2 separate regions of the Homo sapiens genome follow, and region 2 is linked to region 1. A link is a contact called in ENCODE Hi-C or POLR2A ChIA-PET data. All regions are on one chromosome and are shown on one strand. The core of a region is the stretch at or near the end of the contact, and the rest is flanking DNA. Distances in the headings are between cores, read along the strand shown.

Region 1 (6,356 bases), core at 2,223-4,722:
TAGGAGCTGGGCCCCATCACCATTCCCATCTTACAGAAGATGAAGCTGAGGTTGAGGGACACGAGTGGACTTGGCTGATGTCATCCGCTAGAGTGTGTCTGAGCCTGAAGTGAAAACACAGATCTGCAGACTCCAAGATCAACAAATGCAGCTCCTCCCCAACCCAAAAATTGCCTCTTTCTCCTTAACACCTCTTCTGAGTTGCTGCCACATACCCCAGGGAAAGAGGGTGGGCTGTCTCCTAGGTCAGCCTGTTTTACTGTTGGATGGCTTTTGTTTGTTTGTTTTGAGATAGAGTCTTGCTCTGTCACCCAGACTGGAGTGCAGTGGCGTGATCTCAGCTCACTGCAACCTCCACCTCCCAGGTTCACGCCATTCTCCTGCCTCAGCCTCCCAAATAGCTGGGACTGCAGGTGCCTGCCACTACACCCAGCTAATTTTTTGTATTTTTAGTAGAGATGAGGTTTCACCGTGTTAGCCAGGATGGTCTCGATCTCCTGACCTCGTGATCCGCCCACCTTGGCCTCCCGAAGTGCTAGGATTACAGGCATGAGCCACCGCACCTGGCCGGATGGCATTTTTTAAAATATTTTTTTAAAATGTACTTTTAAATTTTTTTTTTAGAGATGAGGGTCTCACTGTGTTGGCCAGGCTTGTCTCAAACTCCTGGCCTCAAGTGATCCTCCTACTTCGGCCTCCCAAAGTGCTGGGGTTACAGGTGTGAGCCACTGTGCCAGCTCTGGATGGCTTTGTTTTAACTCTTTCTTAGCTGGAGCCGAAGTTGGCCCCTAGAGAATAGACTTGGCTCGGGTTTGAGGCAGGACACAGGACGTACAAGGGGGCAGGAGGAGGGGAAGGGGTACAGCTCAGGCAGGGCCCATGGGAGTGCTGGGAGGGTGCGCTGAAGATGGCCAGGGTGACCTTTGGCTGTCCGGTTGCTACAGAAGCACTCTGCCCAGGTGGTATCCTCTTCTTCCTCCCTAGACAATGGGGCCCTTCTGGAAAGCCAAAAACGAGAGAGAAGGATGTGAGGTTGGACTCACCCATTCTGTCATATGTTACTATAATTCATGTTTGTGCCCCCCAAGTGGGCCCTGGCATCCTGGCAATGTCATGATACATCCTTGGCTCAGTCACCCTCCCAGGTGACTATTTCCTACCTTCTTTTCCCTCCTCCATCCTCCACCCTCCTGCCCAGCCTCCCTTGGCTCCCAGGTCTCTGTGAAAACAACAGCTAACAGCATTGGTCCCATGATCAACAACGGGACAAACAGGGAAATGCATTGACCTGGGGGCAGGCCCCCGGGTTCCCATCTGCTACAATCATTCAGGAGGACTGAGACCAATCACTTGGCTTCTAGAGGCCTCAACTTGATACTCTAGAACTAGGAACAGTCCCACCTCCCCTCCCAGGTTTTGGGAAGGGTTGGCTAGAGTAAAAGGCTTTATAATAATGGCGGCAATTGTTACTCTTGTTGACAAAGTGATGACTTTCTCTGATGCCACAGGAGACTTGCCCTGGGAAGACTAGGGGCCTCAGTGTTGGTGCAAGTTCAGTGGGATCCTCTGGCCAACCTAACCATCTCCCTCATCTCTTCCTAAAGCACTAACTCCAGAAATCAGTGTTCTTCCATGCCCCATGAGCAGAGCAGCTGGCTCAGATTCACTGTATGAATTGCTCATTAAAAGGTAGATTTCTAGGTCTTGACCCAAACTTGCAGAACCCAAATCTCAGGGCATGGCTCAGCAACCTGCCATGTGGGGCCTGCCGAGGGTGAGAACCACTGCCATAAAGCCTTTCCCACCACAGTCAGAGACAAGGAGTGGAGCCAAAGTCTGGCAGAAGGAATGAGGATTGAAACTCATATTCAGGTGTACATGACTATTCACTGATCCTTTACCCAGACAGGATCTTTTCTTCCCCCACACTACACCGATGTACCAGACAAAATCTTGTTGGGTTTGGTGAGGGCAGATGGAAAGGAGACAGAACCTGAGGAAACTAAGAAAAAATGAATCAGGAAGAGAAAAAAGGGGGTGGGAGGTGGTCATAGCCAAAGGCTCCTAGTCCTGAAGACTCAGGCAAGGATTTTCTTTCTTCATACTTTCTTGGCGCCTTTATGCCAGTCAACTTACCTGATCCTCATCATAACTTTAGAAGTAGAGGGAAGAGATTATTGTCCCTTTTTTTCTTTTCTTTCTTTTTCTTTTTTTTTTTTAATAGAGATGGGGTCTCTCTATTGACCAAGGGGGTCTCGAACTCCTGGCATCGAGCGGTCCTCCCATTTTAGCATCCCAAGGTGCTTGGATTACAGGCCTGAGCCATCGCGCTCGGCCCCCTTTTTTCAAGTGAGGAAACTGTGGCTGAGAAGCAAGCCAGCTGGCCTGCCCAAGAGCATTTGTTCATCAAATATTTGTGTGCATCTAATTGGGCACCAGTCCTGGGACACAGAACTGAATGAGGCCTGGCCCAAGGCTTAATCCAGGTCAGCCGACCAAAACCAAGAGCCTACTCCACCGCGGCACCCTGCTGCAGCCCAATGGTGTCGTGTCTATCCCTGCCAGTTCCCACTTGAGATGAGTTCATTCTCCAAGCTTGTCTCTTTAGCCATTCTCTTCTGCCTTCAAACCCTAGAGACTCTGTTTATGTTCAATGAAGTAGGGCAGGGGGTATGTTTATTAATGTCCAAAAAAAGGGCATAGAAAACGAATCTCCATGAGAGGGAAGCATTCTTTCTTTTTGTCTCCCACAGGCAAACCCAAGAAGAGTAGAAGCCAAGGCGCCTAAGGATGATCTTTGGTTTGGAGGGAGGGCTGATGGGCCTGAGGTAGGAGGAGCTGGGCGGTCCCTGCATCACTCTGCCCAGGAAGGAGGGGCAATGGGAAGGCATGATGAGAAAGTTGGGCAAAGGCAGGTTGAGGGGTAATAGGAGATGGGGGGTTGGCAGCCAAGAAGGAAATTCTGGGGCAGGAGGAGAAAACGGAGGTATCTAATCAACATTTTTACTAAGTTTTACTCTGCAGTGTGCAGTGTAACTCTGTCTTCCCTCTTCTGATGAAATCTTCAGTAAAACTTGCTTTATGGCCTTGAATTAACTGTCGGGGTGTGGGATAATGTGCTAGGCCCTCTGTTAGGATGGTTGTCGGTTGCCAACAGAGGATGTACCTGGGGCTTTCAAAACTGGTTTCCATCTCCAAATAATTTTAGAATGTTTCAGCATAGAGCAGAAACAGAAAGATCTTTTGTCTCGAAACACAATGAATAATGAAAGTTCCATGTGTCATATGAGGGATCCTCAAAAGTGATACTGCTTTTCCATAAGACCGGAGCTTTTTGGTGGCAGGTTATTTTTCCTCCTAGTTCTGTTTTTCCTGGCTCCCACCTCATCAGCAGAAGTGACTCTCTGTACCCTCTGCTTGCTCAGAGGACCACACCAGCCCAGGCCCTTCCAAATATCCGGATGCTCTGGCTCACCGCACACAAAGGAGCTTTGTGGGTTCCCAAGTGAATTAAGCATGAATGGGTGATGGGGATGAAGAAAAGCTTGGTGATTTGGTGTGCCAAGTCTTGCCAAGTCCCCATTCCAGATGTCGCTGTACCCCGGTGGGGTGATACAGCAGAAAGTCATTGTTATATGCTTCTGCACTGAAAAAGAATTCTCAAAGTAACTTTCACTCTTTCTTTCCTTCTTTCTTTCTTTCTTTCTTTCTTTCTTTCTTTCTTTCTTTTTTCTTTCTTTCTTTCTTTCTCTTTCTCTCTTTCTTTCTCTCTCTTTCTCTCTCTCTTTTCTTTTTTTTGAGACAGGGTCTCTGTCATTCAGGCTGGAGTGCAGTGGCACGATCTTGGCTCACTGCAACTCCTGCCTCTCTGGTTCAAGTGATTCTCATACCTCAGCCTCCTGAGTAGCTGGGATTACAGGTATGCGCCACCAATTTGTATGTACCCAGCTAATGTGCCCGGCTAATTTTTGTATGTTTTCAGTACAGATGGGGTTTCACCATGTTGGCCAGGCTGGTCTCAAACTCCTGGCTTCAAGTGATCCTCCTGCCTTTGCTTCCCAAAGTCCTGGGATTACAGGCATAAGCCACTGCGCCTGGCCTCAAAGTACTTAAAAATATTTCTTTCTTTCTTTTATTATTATTTTTTTTTTTGAGATGGAGTTTTGCTCTTTTTGCCAAGGCTGGAGCGCAGTGGTGCGATCTCGGCTCACTGCAACCTCCACCTCAAGTGATTCTTCTGCCTCAGCCTCCTGAGTAGCTGGGATTACAGGTGTCCGCCACCACACCCGGCTGATTTTTTTATTTTTAGTAGAGACGGGGTTTCACCATGTTAGCCAGGCTGGTCTCAAACTCCTGACCTCAAGTGATTCGCCCGCCTTGGCCTCCCAAAGTGTTGGGATTACAGGTGTTAGCCACCATGCCTGGCCAAAAAAATTGTTTTCATATACATATTTTTAATTGAGACAAGGTCTCTCTATGTTGCCCAGGCTGGTCTTGAACTCCTGGCCTCAAGTGATCCTCCTACCTTGGCCTCGAAAAGTGCTGGGATTACAAGTGTGAGCCACTGCTCCTGGCCTAAAATTGTTCTTATTGAAATTGAATTTAAAGTGTTGAGCAGGGACTGTGGCTCACACCTGTAATCCTAGTGCTTCCAGGGCCAAGGCAGGAGGATCACTTGAGGCTAGGTGTTCAAGACCTGGCTGGGCAACATAGAGAGATCTGTCTCTACAAAAAGCAAAAACATTAGTCGGGTCTGGTGGCACATTCCTGTAGTGCCAGCTACTTGGGAGGCTGAGTTGGGAGAATCACTTGAGCCCAGGGGGTTGAGGCTGCAGTGGGCTGTAGTCATGCCACTGCACTCCAGCCTGGGTGGCAGAGTGAGACCTGTCTCTATTTTATTCATTTATTTATTTTTTAAAAATAGAGACAGGGTTTCACCATGTCGCCCAGGCTGGTCTCAAACTCCTGGACTCAGGTGATCCACCTGCCTCGGCCTCCCAAAGTGTTGGGATGGGATTACAGGCATGAGCCACTGAGCCCAGCTGAGGGACCTGTCTCTAAATATAATACAATTTAAAAATAAATAAAAAGGCTGGGCGCGGTGGCTCACACCTGTAATCCCAGCACTTTGCCAGGACAAGGTGGGCGGATCACCTGAGGTCAGGAGTTCGAGACCAGCCTCACCAACATGGAGAAACACTGTCTCTACTAAAAAAATACAAAATTAGCCGGGCATGGTGGTGCATGCCTGTGTAATTCCAGCTACTCAGGAGGCTGAGGCAGGAGAATTGCTTGAACCCGGGAGGCAGAGGTTGCAGTGAGCCAAGATTGCACCATTGCACTCCAACCTGGACAACAAGAGCGAAGCTCCATCTCAAAAAACAAAATAAAATAAAATAAAATAAGAAATAATATAAAATAAAATAAAATAAAATAAAATAAAATAAAATAAACAAATGTGACTTGAGTACCCCCTGGTGAGACTGGCACAAAGTCCAAGATCATCCTTTGTGGGCAGTGCCTCTCCTCCCTCAACACTCTGACAATTTGGGTCATTCAAGAACAGCCAGAACTTCTAAAATCCAAGAGAAGTGAACCTGCTCTTTCACTCCCAAAATGGGGAAAAGAGTCTTAAAGCCCATGGGACAGTCATCTGATGCCACCTTCTCTGCCAGGGGGCATGGCTCTGGCTCTCCAGTGTGGCCCTCCTCACTCTGGTGAACTCTCCATCATGCTCTAAGCAGTGAGAGCCGGCGGGGCATCAGCCTGGGCACCACGCTGGGTCCTGGCTGGGACTCTTAGTGTCCCAGGACCCATACTGTGGGAGTGGGCCTCTCATTCCCACTTTGAAAGGTTTGGACAACTCCTCTTAAACAATAGATCCTGAGTTGCCCCTAAGCAGGGCCCAGAACTTAGAAACAAAAAAGTTCACTTGTGGGGATGGAGGTGGGTCATGGAGGATCCACCTTGCTTCCCACCTTACCCTCGGCGGGAGAGACAAGGGGGAGTTTTTGGAACCTTTTATGCTAAACCAGGAAAAAAAAATAATTTTTTAGCAGATTACTCCCATTTTCATTTTTTATGAAAGAGAAGTCCTGATTTTTTCTTTTTTATGTATTTATTTTTTCTTTTTTTAAAAAAAGTTTCTTTTTGTAACAATTTGTTATCTTCAGAATTTTAGGAGGTTTTGTGACATCTAGGAAAGTAGAAGAGACAGTAATTCTCTTTTTTTTTTTTTTTTTTTTTTTTGAGACAGAGTCTTGCTCTGTCGCCCAGGCTGGAGTGCAGTGGCGCGATCTCCACTCACTGCAAGCTCTGCCCCCCAGGTTCATACCATTCTCCTGCCTCAGCCTCCC
Region 2 (6,548 bases), core at 27-2,526, 34 kb before region 1:
ATCACTCAGGTATTAAGTCCAGCATCCATTAGCTTTTCTTCCTGATGCTCTCCCTTCTCCCACCTCCCACCCTCCGACAGGTCCTAGTGTGTGTTGTTGCCCCCCCATATGTGTCCATGTGTTAACATAATGCAGTTCCCACTTGTAAGTGAGAACATGCAGTATTTGGTTTGCTGTTTCTGCATTAGTTTGCTGAGGATAATGGCTTTGAGCTCCATCCATGTCCCTGCAAAGGACATGATCTCTCTTTTTTTTTTTTTTTTTTTTTGAGATGCAGTCTCACTTTGTCGCCCAGGCTGGAGTGCAGTGGCGCGATCTCAGCTCACTGCAACCTCTGCCTCCCAGGTTCAAGTGATTCTCCTGCCTCAGCCTCCCGAGTAGCTGGGATTACAGGTGCCCACCACTACGCCCAGCTAATTGTTTGTATTTTTAGTAGTGACGGGGTTTCACCATATTGGGTAGGCTGGTCTTGAACTCCTGATCTCATGATTCGCCTGCCTCGGCCTCCCAAAGTGCTGGGAGTAAGTGCAGACATGAGCCACCATGCCCAGCTGATCTCATTCTTTTTTATGGCTGCATAGTATTCCATGGTTCTACAAAATATTTTTTAAAAATTAGCTGGGTGTGGCAGCACACACCTGTAGTTCTAGCTACTTGGGAGGCTGGGGCAGGAGGATAGCTTGAACCCAGGAGGTAGAGGCTGCTATGAGCCGTGATTGCACTGGTACACTCCAGCCTAGGTGACAGAGCAATACCCTGTCTCAAAAAAAAAAAAGAAAAGAAAAGAAAAGAAAAGAAAAAATAAAATAAAATAAATTAAAGGAAAGAGCTCCTTGGTCCTTGCGTCATTTTCCCTATCTCCTCCCTTTGCCCTCCCTCCTTACCTCACTCCCTGGCTTCCTTCCTTCTCAAGCTTCTAGTGAGCCCCTGCTCTGTGCCAGGCCCCTGGTGCTGGGGACACAGGGACAAACAAGTACTTCTTGCCATTCTTTCCATTTCTTGTGGGCTGTAGCACAGTGCCGCACATGCTATGTTATTAAGTTATCTCCACCACAAATGCCGTTTCCACCAGATGTCATTAGTGGCAACATGATCTACAGTCTCACTCACTGGCATTGCAGGATAGAATACAGCATAGCCCGCACCCACCTCCCCACCCCTCCAACCCTACCTACCTCTGCCCTTCTTCCTAAAAAGGGCAGATGCCATTTCCATTAGCCCTGTAGGGGGCACTGTCTGCCTCCTCCCTTTTTAAAAAAGGACCAGCTGGTAGACAGACTTCGTGTATCTGCCTTTTCTCCTTCATGCTTTCCTGCCATTCATGACTCATTGCTAATCAATTTTCTCTCTTCCTTGTGCCAGTTTTATAGCCAGGCTTCGCCATCTGCCTGGTGGGCGAGTTGTGTTAGTCTGTGTTTGTGTTAATAAATTAGTTCGAGTAATATTATCTGTGCTGGCTGCTAGGAATACAGACAACAGTTAGCCCTGGTGTCTGCCCTAGGGAAGCTCACAGTATGGGGTGGGAAGGGGAGGCTGCTATTCCCGCACTCTGCGAAAGGGCTGCTGGATAGGGTAGCTTTACTGTTAAGGGTGGGACTGCACTGTATTTAGGGCATGTTTACTATGCCCCAGTGAGCCCTGGGCAACACAAGGGCCCCTTTGGCTCTCTTGGCTCTGAAAAGGAAGCCAGGAGTCTTGGTGGGAAACCTCTAATAGCCGGGGGAGGGAAACGCTGTCCGGGAGAAAACCCTATTTGTTAGCAGTCTGGGAGTCATCTGTCCTTCCAGGCCGACTTTTAGTAACCATAACATCAGTTAAAATAATTTTTTTTTTTTTTTTGACACGAAGACTTGCTCTACTGCCCAGGCTGGAGTGCAGTGGTGGGAGCTCGGTCCACTGCAACTTCTGCCTCCCGGGTTCAAGCAATTCTGCTTCAGCCTCCCGAGTAGCTGGGATTACAGGTGTGCGCAACCATGCCTAGCTAATTTTTGTATTTTTAGTAGAAATGGGGTTTCACCATGTTGGCCAGACTGGTCTCAAACTCCTGACCTCAAGTGATCCATCTGCCTTGACCTTAAAATAATTTTTAATAAAGATGATTTTTAACATTGTTACAAAAGTAGTAATGTGCTCAATGAAAAAAATTTCAGTGATAGAGAAATAAAATGAATTTCAATCTTTGCCTTCAATCTGTCTCACTGTTAACACTTTAGTATGTTAATTTCCAGGTATACATAATAGATATTATAATCATATAGCTACATATGTGTATGTGTTTTTATAATCAAATATATGTGGAAAGAGCTAGAGAGATTATTGTCTTTCTTTTTTATTTTTTTATTTTTTGAGACGGAGTTTCACTCTTGTCTCCCAGGCTGGACTCCAATGACGTGATCTCGGCTCACTGCAACCTCCGTCTCCCTGGTTCAAGCCATTCTCATGCCTCAGCCTCCCGACTAGCTGGGATTACAGGCACGTGCCACCATGCGCAGCTAATTTTTGTATTTTTAATAGAGACGGGGTTTTGCCATGTTGGCCAGGCTGGTCTTAGAACTCGTGACCTCAGGTAATCCACCCACCTTGGCCTCCCAAAGTGCTGGGATTACAGGCATGAGCCATTGCGCCTGGCCAAGAGATCATTTTCAAAATATAAATAAAAATATAATAAAATATTAGGCCGGTCGTGGTGGCTCACACCTGTAATCCCAGCACTTTGGGAGGCTGAGGAGGGTGGATCACCTGAGGTCAGGAGTTTGAGACCAGCCTAGCCAACATGGTGAAACTCCGTCAAACCCTGTCTCTACTAAAATTACAAAATATTAGCTGGGTGTGATGACACGCGCCTGTAATCCCAGCTACTTGGGAGCCTGAGGCATGAGAATTGCTTGAACCCAGGAGATGGAGGTTGCAGTGAGCTGAGATCGCACCCCTACACTCCACCCTGAAGGTTAGAGCAAGACTCTGTCTCAAAAAAAAAGTATATATATATATATATCTATATATAATATTAAACATATAAAAATACCTGTTATAACATGTTATCTATATAATAATATATCTTATAGATATACAATATACCTGTTATTCAAATTGCTTTGTCTTCCAAACGGAGAACTAATTTCCATGTTGGCAGGTGTAGATGGATCTCCCTCATTCTTTTTATCAGCTGTATAGTATGGACACACCATGAGGTACCCAATTCTCTGGTGATACTCATGCAATTCCTGTCTTTTGTTATTATAAACAATGCTGCAAAGAACCACTATATATTTCTCTTTGCTCACTTTTGCCATTATTTCAATAAAATAAATTCTCAAAGGTGGAATGGATTTGATCAAAGGGCACATAAATATAAAGTTCTGATGAAATAGATGAATTTCTTTCCAAAAATAATATTGCAATTTGCATTTGCCCCAGGAGTGATGAGATACCAACTGACACGCTCCCCAACACTGGGTGCCTTTTAATTTTTGCAGTCTGATACATGAAATATATTATCCCATTGTTGTTTTCATTTGGATTTCTGTGGAGTCAAACATCTCTTCCTGAGTTGATTGGCCATTTGAATGTCATCTTCTATAAAGTGTATTTTCCCATGTCGTTTGTCTATTTTTCTTTTCTTTTCTTTTTTTGAGACAGAGTCTCACTCTGTTGTCCAGGCTGGAGTGCAGTGGTGTGATCTTGGCTTACTGCAACTTCCTCCTCCCAGGGTCAAGTGATTCCCCTGCCTCAGCCTCCCAAGTAGCTGGGACTACAGGCACCCACCACCATGCCTGGCTAATTTTTGTATTTTTGGTAGAGACAGGGTTTTACCATGTTACCTAGGCTGGTCTTAAACTACTGACCTCAACTGAACCACCCGCCTAGGCCTCTGTAAGTGTTGGGATTACAGGTGTGAGCCACCACGCCTGATTATATTTTTCTTACTCATGGTTTTCTTCCTTCCTTTGTACTTTTTAAATATTTTAAAATAATTAATTAATTTTCTTTTTTTTGAGGCAGAGTCTCACCCTGTTGCCCAGGCTATAGTACAATGGCGTGATCTCGGCTCACTGCAACCTCCACCTCCCAGGTTCAAGTGATTCTCCTGCCTCACCCATCCAAGTAGCTGGGGTCACAGGTGTGTGCCACTACACTGGGCTCATTTTTTGTAACTTCAGTAGAGATGGGGTTTCACCATGTTGGCCAGGCTGGTCTCAAACTCCTGACCTTGTGATCTGCCCACCTTGGCCTCCCAAAGTGCTGGGATTACAAGCGTCAGCAACTGCACCCAGCCTGTACTTTTTTTTTTTAAGTTGATTTGTAGGAGGTCTTTGCATATCAGGTTATTAGCTCTCATCTGCCATGTGGAAAGCAAATCAGTATTTTTTATAATTTAGTGTTTGTCATTTGCCTTGCATATGTTTTTTCCCCCTACAGAAGTTTAAAAATATTTATGTAGTAAGATCTGTCCATCTTTTCCTTGATAACTTCTGGGATTTGTGTCATATTTTAGAAAGATTTTCTCCACTCCATGATTAGGAAAACATTCTCTGATATTTTCTTCTAGCATGTTTATGGTTTTGTTTTTTACCAATGCATACTTAATCCATCTGGAATTTATTTCAGTGCATGCAGTAAGTTAGAGATTCAGTTTGGTTTTTTTCCAGATGGCTCATCAACATGTAGTTTCCCCTTACATATGTGAAATGCCACCCTTATCATACACCAGATTTTCTTATGTGTTTAGGTCTATTTGTGAATTCAATTCCACTTTACTTCTTTGTCTTCAGTTTCTGAGCTAACACGCTTTAATTATCGTAACTTTGAACATGCTCATAATCTTTTCCAAACCTTTCTCACTATAATAGCAACAAATCTCCTGAGAAGCTGCACACCCTTTCTTTGGCTCTGTTAATGTCTCTACAATGAGGCCAAACAGTCTCCTCAAGGTGACTGTAAATCTTTCCGCCCACTTTCCTTTGTTTATTCCACACTGCGCACCTGCTCTGTGTCTTGGCTGTGTGGGATCAGGAGAGACAGAGGGAACAACACAGATGCAGACCCAGCTTTACATGCTAACTTCAGTGATTAACCCTCAAGGCCACTGCAATTTTCATGATGACAAGTTCAGGGACACTGAACTTGCTCCCAGGGACTCTCCTGGAAACCATGCCCGGATCTCATTGCTTTCGGATGCCCTCGAGCCATGGCTCAGCCAAGGCCAGTGGTAACAGAGCCAAAAGAAGTTAAATTTTAAATAAACCTGACTTCCTCTCCAACATTGTTAGAGAAACCCTGATCCAGTTCATTCCGTTCCCATTAGATAAGAAAAAGCCAAAAAAGATGCAGTCATTGGGAACTGTGGTATGCTGTGAGCTTTTGGAAATGGATTCTTTTCTTTCTTTGCTTTGCTTTGCTTTGCTTTGCTTTGCTTTGCTTTGCTTTGCTTTGCTTTGCTTGCTTTCTTCCTTCCTTCCTTTCTTTCTTTCTTTCTTTCTTTCTTTCTTTCTTTCTTTCTTTCTTTCTTTCTTACCTTTGTTTTTTCCTGGAAGGGAAGAAAATGGAAGAAAGACTCTTGAGAAGGCTAACTTGTCTGGAAATGGTCTTTGAAGCTCAGCAGTGAGAAGACAGCATATTATGGGTCTGGTCCTGTGACCTTGAGCACGTCATTGAACGTCTCTGGACCCCATTTCACAAACATTCAGGCCCAACAAATAGGCGCTGTGCCAGAAGCTTTATTTATGTACAGTCTTATTGGATGCTCAGAACATTCTTATGAGGTAGAATCATTACTCCCTGGTTTACGCACAAGAATACCAAGATTCAAAAGGGAAATAGACAGTATGCCTGAGGCCACTTATTTGGAAGGAGCAGAGCCAGCAGAGGGTGCTTCTCCCTGTTACTGGGCAGAGTAGCGGGGGTGGAGTGGGGCAGGGTTCATCACCCCTGCCAGGAATCAGGACCCACGATGAAGCTACAGCCATTAAGACAGTACGGTATCCACATAGGGACAGACACATTGACCCCTGAGAAGGAGTAGAGAGACCAGAATCAGATCCACATATATATGGTATATATATGCGGCAGGAGTGGCATATCACAGCGAAGAAAGGGAGGATGGGCCAATAAACAGAGCTGGAAAAATTACTTCACAACATAAACAAAGATCCGCACTAGATGTTTTAAGGACTTAAATTTAAAAAAATAAAACTTTAAAACTATTAGTAGAAAATATAGGTGGACTGCCTGTGGTCCCAGCTACTCAGGAGGCTGAGGTGGGAGGATCTCCTGAGCCCAGGGAGGTCGAGGCTACAGTGAGCCATGATCATACCACTGCACTCTAGTCTAGGGGATAGAGCAAGCCCCTTAAAAAAAAAAAACAAAAAACTTCTACAATTCAGTAAGAAAGAAAAATGGACACAAAAGGTATGAGCAGGAGTTTTTTGTTTGTTTGTTTGTTTGTTTTGAGATGGAGTTTTGCTCTTGTTGCCCAGGCTGGAGTGCAATGGCACAATCTCGGCTCACCACAACCTCCACCTCCCGGGTTCAAGTGATTCTCCTGCCTC

Evidence for each region. Hi-C counts contacts between places; a loop is a spot of excess contacts on that map. ChIA-PET counts read pairs that join two places held with the same protein, here RNA polymerase II (POLR2A). Pooled maps may share reads with other maps.
Region 2: a pooled map shows a loop between it and region 1 (7-fold over the local background). The contact joins two enhancer-like sites. A Hi-C loop is called at or near these places in 4 of 168 maps with a recorded cell type or tissue (Calu3, HepG2, chondrocyte and 1 more) and 5 of 50 pooled maps. POLR2A ChIA-PET finds 5 or more read pairs at or near these places in 5 of 52 experiments (GM12878, HepG2, MCF 10A and 2 more).

Annotation. Positions count from the first base shown.
Region 1 is chr1:40,911,872-40,918,227 of GRCh38, reverse strand. No RefSeq gene overlaps it. Among named protein-coding and RNA genes, the nearest start is that of CITED4, 53 kb to the right of the region's middle. Within about 2 kb of position 3,472, at least 2 of the 41 ENCODE cell types and tissues checked have a DNase peak (open chromatin) inside an H3K27ac peak, as active enhancers do.
Region 2 is chr1:40,943,784-40,950,331 of GRCh38, reverse strand. No RefSeq gene overlaps it. Among named protein-coding and RNA genes, the nearest start is that of CTPS1, 33 kb to the left of the region's middle. RefSeq lists an enhancer at 5,002-5,501. Within about 2 kb of position 1,276, at least 8 of the 41 ENCODE cell types and tissues checked have a DNase peak (open chromatin) inside an H3K27ac peak, as active enhancers do.